Regions from separate parts of the Homo sapiens genome. Here region 2 is linked to region 1. The links are chromatin contacts, found by Hi-C in ENCODE. All regions are on one chromosome and are shown on one strand. The core of a region is the stretch at or near the end of the contact, and the rest is flanking DNA. Distances in the headings are between cores, read along the strand shown.

Region 1 (2,700 bases), core at 17-2,516:
AGGCAGCAAGCAAGTTGCGTTGCCGAAGGAAGGGCGGCGCGCCCCTGCTTAAGAAGTATCTGGACGACCTGCGACAGTGCCCATCAGCGACTCCAGAGGCCACAAACGCTCCCCGGGAAGCTGGGCAGCGCTAAGAGGCTGCCTGGGAGTTTCTGGCTTATGATGACAGTACTTAAAGAATTTACCTGACCACGGAATAAACAGAGACAGAGGTAGGAAAACCCAACTGTAGACAACGTTCAGACAGAGTGCATAAGTCCCTAAGACCCTGAACTAAGACGCTGCAGGGCCTCCAGGAAAGGACCAATGTGAGAGACACTGAGACGAGAGTTAGGGTGAGCCTGAAGGTGATCTGAACAGTAGTAATTGGAAACTAACAAAAAAAAAAAATTCCAGAAGGGGCCAGAAAGCTGATGAATATGTAAATTCAGACAAGAAAGGAATGTGCCCTGGGCCTCCAGCCCAGCACCGGGGAGCTGAGCAAGCCGGGGTTGGGAAGGCGGGCGAGCGGAGCGCCTGCCCCGCGAGCGTTGTCTCAGTCTCTCCGGCGCGCCCCATCCCGCGGATGTGGTAAAGCTTCGCGCTCGCCCCAATTTACCAGGCTTCCTGAGCCTCTAGCCCCGGCGTAGCGCCTCCCCGCTGCCCAGGACAGCTCCGCGCGCCGCGTCCTCCCGCACCTGCGCCGCGGCCCCTGCGCTCGGCTCCTCCTGGCGGTCAATCCTCTGAGCCGTCCCTCGAGGGAAGGTGTCCTGGGGTGGGTGAGACCCGGGTCCTCCTTCCCCGGGAGCTGCAGCCGGCACCCAAGCTCCCAGGCTTGGGTCTGCCCCAGGGCCGGAGCCTCCCCGGGCGACTCGGACAGACCCCGGTCCGGCAGAGAACCGCGGCGCCCCGCAAACAGCAGCCCTTCCGAGCCCGCGCCGCCGCCAGGCCCCCCGACACCCAGGCCCCATTTAGGCGGGCGCCCCGCCACTCACCTGAGCGCTGTGCAGCCGGAGACGCTCCCTAGTTCCCCGGGGCCGGGCTCCGGGGTTAGCGCACAGAACCGGGAGAAGGCAACCCCGGCTTCTCCGGTACCCCCGCAACGTGCAGCTGACAGCTCCCGCACCGGCCGCAGGAGTCGGGGGCGGGGATGGCCACTTGCAGACAGACTGCGGGGCCGGAGCCGCGCTGCGCACCGGCCGCGAAGCGCTCAAGTCCCCTCTCCCGGGCCGGCTGGCGGGCGCCACCAGCACGCGGCCAGTTCTGAGTACTTTGCCCAGAACTTCTCGGCGCGCGCCGCCCGGCGATTAGCCCGAGGAGCCGCGCAAGGGCGGGAGCGCAGGGGAGGGGCCTGAGAGGCCCAGGGGCGGGGCCCCGAGGGGGCGGGAGGGCGGCAGAGTGATGCACAATCTCACCAATCAGAAGTCGCCTTTCGGGAAGGAGGTGGGGCGATGTCCTCGGAAGAAGCCAGCGGATTCCATGACGCGGCGGGGGAACTAGGGACCCCGGATTCCGGATGGGTTGGGAGGGCGGAGGGAGGCGAGTCCTGCGGCGAGGCACTGGGTGGGGCTCCCGGTGGCCCAGCTCGGTGCCTGCGCGCGGTAGGCGTTCGGTAAATGTTCCTCTAGTGGCTTTTCCGGGCCAGGGAAGGAGGAAAAAGTGAGGGCAGCGCGGGAGGGGCAGGTTTACGGAGAAGGCTCCAGGGGACCCTTGCGGTCGCACAGGCTAGGAGAACTCGACCTCCCGAGAAAGTCAGACTGTGGCAGAGGAGTCGAGAACAGAGGAAATACATAGGGAGGCAGCACTCTAGGCACGAGATGACAAAGGACAGCATCAGTGTGAGACCCGGGGCTCGGAGACCGTGACCCTACCTCCAGAGGCAGTCGTGCAGATTCGTGCCGGGGTGATTTTGTTCTGTGCAGTTTATGTGCAAGGGGGTAGGAGGTGGGGAGAGCACCGTCGTTACTATTAAATCTCCCTGAAAGACGGAAAAGTCCACCCGACTTGACTTCCCACTAGCCCAATGGCCTTCTTTGATCCTAGGACGAATGCAAGCAGCTGATGGTTTGGGGTCAGTTTGCAGACTGCAAATGTGTCGAGTGCCGCAGGTGGCGGGTGGGAAGGGCATGAGCATTTAGTGAGCACCTAGTATATGCCAGGAGCAGTTGCGAGCTTGCAACTGTGAGAAAGGCGCACCAGGCTCCAGTACTCACGGGGCTTGCATTTTTTGTGGAAAGACAGACAATAAAGAAGAGAAAATACATATCTATGCAAAAAATAAAAGGCTGACAGACTGTTAGTACTGAGAGGAGGGCCAAGTCCACTTTCGAAAGTGGTTTAGCGCGTGATGGGGCGCTCACCCTGAGGGCCTCTAGGCGAGGGTGGCTTTTACCCAGATTCCTGAGCCTGGGAAAGGAGCTGCCACACCCAGTCTCGCACAGAGCGTTCCAGGCGAAGGGAATAGCAAATACAGGGTATTTAGCCTCCCTGAAGACCCAACTAACCGACCTCACCGAGCTGGGCACCGCGCGTGGCTCGCTGGGCTCAGCGCCTGGGACGGAGTAAGGGCTCCACAGTGTTAAATCCCCCTGCCAACCACCACCTGCAGCGCTCGACGCATTTTCAGTCTCCAAACTGACCCCAATTCAAGGTTTCTGAGACTCTTTCCGGAGCTATTCTGTTCACATTTCATTCACCACGCTCAGATCTTCGCTTTCTGGA
Region 2 (2,760 bases), core at 21-2,520, 5.0 Mb after region 1:
GGTTCACAAAGCGCGTTCCCGTTGCATGAACCTCACTACACCCAGTAAGGCAGGTTCTTTTTTCCCATTTAAAAGAGAAGTAAATTTACACCAGGAGATATTAACTGTCCTGCTTAAGGTTGTTTGGCCCCGAAGCAAATGAGCTCTGCCTTCAAACCAGGTCTGATTCATTCCACAGCACCACGTCATGTTATGGCTGCTAATAATTTATCCCTTAAGTTACCTTACAGGGTAAATAATGAGTTTCGACTTGCAGACTTCCGCTTTAAAGAAGAAATGGTAATCATGGTTACGAATTACACAGCCTCATCGTAGTTTACATTTTCTAGTTTTACATTTTTTGCCTAAGTTCAAAAGTAATGCATGTTCATTGAAGTCATTTTGGAAGAAATTGGAAAGCACTAAAGTAAGATTTCCAGATAATATTGGGGAGTCGAATCAAGTTGGAATTTCAGATACATAACGAATAATGGTTTTGCATTTTTATTTACTAAATCAGGCAACTTTAAAGAAAAAGAAAGCTCGCCGATACCACCACCAGCCGCAAACAATCCTCTTAATATTTTGGTGCATGCTTCTGTGACATATACTTAAAGCGATTTAAATCGTATTGTAGTCTTTTCTCACCTCCTCTTTCCACTTAATCTGTAGTTAACATTTTTTCTGGTCTAATAACCTTAACACAGTGCATATCCGCACTCTATGTGCATAGGAATCCCCCTGAAGATCTTGTTTAAAATGCAGATTTTGATCTGGAGGTCTGGGGTGGGTGCAAGATTCTGCATTTCTAACAAGCTCTTAGGTGATGTCAGTGCTCCGGGTCAGTAGATCAACACTTCCATAGTGAGACCTTAGAGTCTGGACAACATCTGTTTACACTGGCCTCATAGTATTCTACCCTGAAATTCCAATAATCTCTTTACGCCCTGTTATTGGTTACCTCAAGTGTGTGAGATCAATTAGGCAGCTTTGGAACAAGAATAGGGACTAGAACTCAGGAGGTATCGTGAGAGGTCACGTAGACCCTCAAACGGCGGGCACCATTTACAGTCAGAACTGCGCTCCACACTTGTCTCAGGGGCCTCCCTCCTCCCGTCGCCTAGTCCGCAGTCCGCGTCTCGGGACTCAATTTCCCTGCGGGCCGTTCCCGCAAACTCCGCCCCGCCGCCGCTGCCGCGAAATCCCGGAGTGGATTTTGGGAAGGGGCGCGCGAGCGGCGCCCTGGGCATGCGCGAGCGCGTCCCGGGCCCGGCGAGTCGAGGGTTCAGGTGGTGCGCCGTGGCGCCGCCTGCGACCGGCAGCTCGTTCGCCGCACTTTGGAGGCTTCGGCTGCCCCTCCGACCCACGTAGGGCCCGGACCCGGGCCTCCTTGTGAACAGCGTGCCGGCTTCGCCCCACGGGTTCACCGGCTGGCTGGGCTTCAAGCGCCGAGGCCGCCGCAGTGACCCCGCCCCCGGGCCGAGGATGTGAGGCGGGCCGGGCGTCCCCACACCGGGCCCGGGCGCCGGGAGTGGGCGTCTGGGCAGCGCCAGGCGATGGCCCTGCTGCTGGTGCTCCTCGCCTCTTGGGGCCTGGGGCAGTGAGGGGGCCGGCGGGCGTGGGCCGAGTGGCCGCGGGCGCCATGGAGGGGGTGCTGTACAAGTGGACCAACTATCTGAGCGGTGAGTGGCCGTGCCGGGCCGGGGGCGCGCCGGGGGCCGGTCCTTTGTCTGCGCGGCTGGAGGGCGGTGTCTGGACCCGTCTTAGGGAGGGGGTCACGGCCCTTTCCTGAGGCCAGCGCGGAGCGGGAGTATTTCCCAAAGCAGTTCTCTCACGGGACCGTGTCGCCGTGCAGGACGACACGGCCCTCTCTTGGGGTTGGTTAAGAGCTGTGGCTGCCCTTTCGCTTCAAGGAAGGCTACAAAGACTGAGATTTTGGGTGACTTGAAAGGCACGGTGCTCTTGATGTCAGCGGGAGGAAGGCGCAGACGCCCCGCCGTGGGGTTCTCTGGGAATCTCTTGAATTTTGGCGAAGGAACCGTACTCCCTTGGCTCGCAGCTAGGTTGGAAGGTTTCAAAAGAATGCCAGCAGTAACCTGGAATTCCACAGCGGAAAGATCCTTTATCAAAGTCCTCAGTGCAAACACTTTCCCTTTGTCACCTTCAGAGTCATCTGCGTGCACACCAGGGTGTCAAGAGTCCCAACTCCACAGTTTCAAAGCTCTGCACAAGGTTTTTTATTTTCTCGTTGAGCATTTCCTTTTGTTTTACAGACTCAGAAATTACCGTTAAATGAATGCAAATATTTGCAACTTTCTTGCCGTGCCTTACAGATTGGCTTTAAAATAGTCCCCGCCCTTTTTTTCTAGTTTGTGGAGGTAAAAGCTTCATATCTTGAGAAGGTTGTAACTGTTCTACAGCTGTGAAAATTATTCAGAACGATCATTTTTGTCATGTGTGCAACTAGTATTTAATACAAGCCTACTATATGCTGGAAACTGTGCTAGCCACTTTTTTGGAAGTAAACTTTTTATCACAGAAAATGAATTAGGTCTTTAAAATTTTAAAGGCAGTGTGTTTGAAAGCAGAAATGTTCCCAGTATCCCTTAGAGTGGGTGAGAGACGTTTTCTTTCTTTTGTGGGATAGTTTTTAAAAGGTTGTAGTATGGTAATGCGCCGGGTGTTTTAAGAATGGGTGTGTGTGGGAGGATCAGTTGGCATACATAGTAACTTCGAGGAGGTCACACAGCACAGCCAAAGGTGCCCCTATTGGGCGTACCC

Evidence for each region. Hi-C counts contacts between places; a loop is a spot of excess contacts on that map. Pooled maps may share reads with other maps.
Region 2: a map of CD4-positive, alpha-beta memory T cell shows a loop between it and region 1 (17-fold over the local background). The contact joins the promoter of PLEKHA8 here to the promoter of OSBPL3 in region 1. A Hi-C loop is called at or near these places in 2 of 168 maps with a recorded cell type or tissue (CD4-positive, alpha-beta memory T cell and naive thymus-derived CD4-positive, alpha-beta T cell) and 8 of 50 pooled maps.

Annotation. Positions count from the first base shown.
Region 1 is chr7:24,978,912-24,981,611 of GRCh38, forward strand. It overlaps OSBPL3 (oxysterol binding protein like 3), which reads right to left and starts at 1,267. Exons shown (of 23, transcript NM_015550.4): 1 at 975-1,267. RefSeq lists silencers at 657-866, 917-1,426 and an enhancer at 2,567-2,700.
Region 2 is chr7:30,027,142-30,029,901 of GRCh38, forward strand. PLEKHA8 (pleckstrin homology domain containing A8) reads left to right here and starts at 1,271. Exons shown (of 14, transcript NM_001197026.2): 1 at 1,271-1,661. The coding sequence starts at 1,622. It overlaps FKBP14-AS1 (FKBP14 antisense RNA 1), which reads left to right. Exons shown (of 3, transcript NR_187577.1): 3 at 1-100. RefSeq lists a silencer at 1,383-1,712 and an enhancer at 1,873-1,992.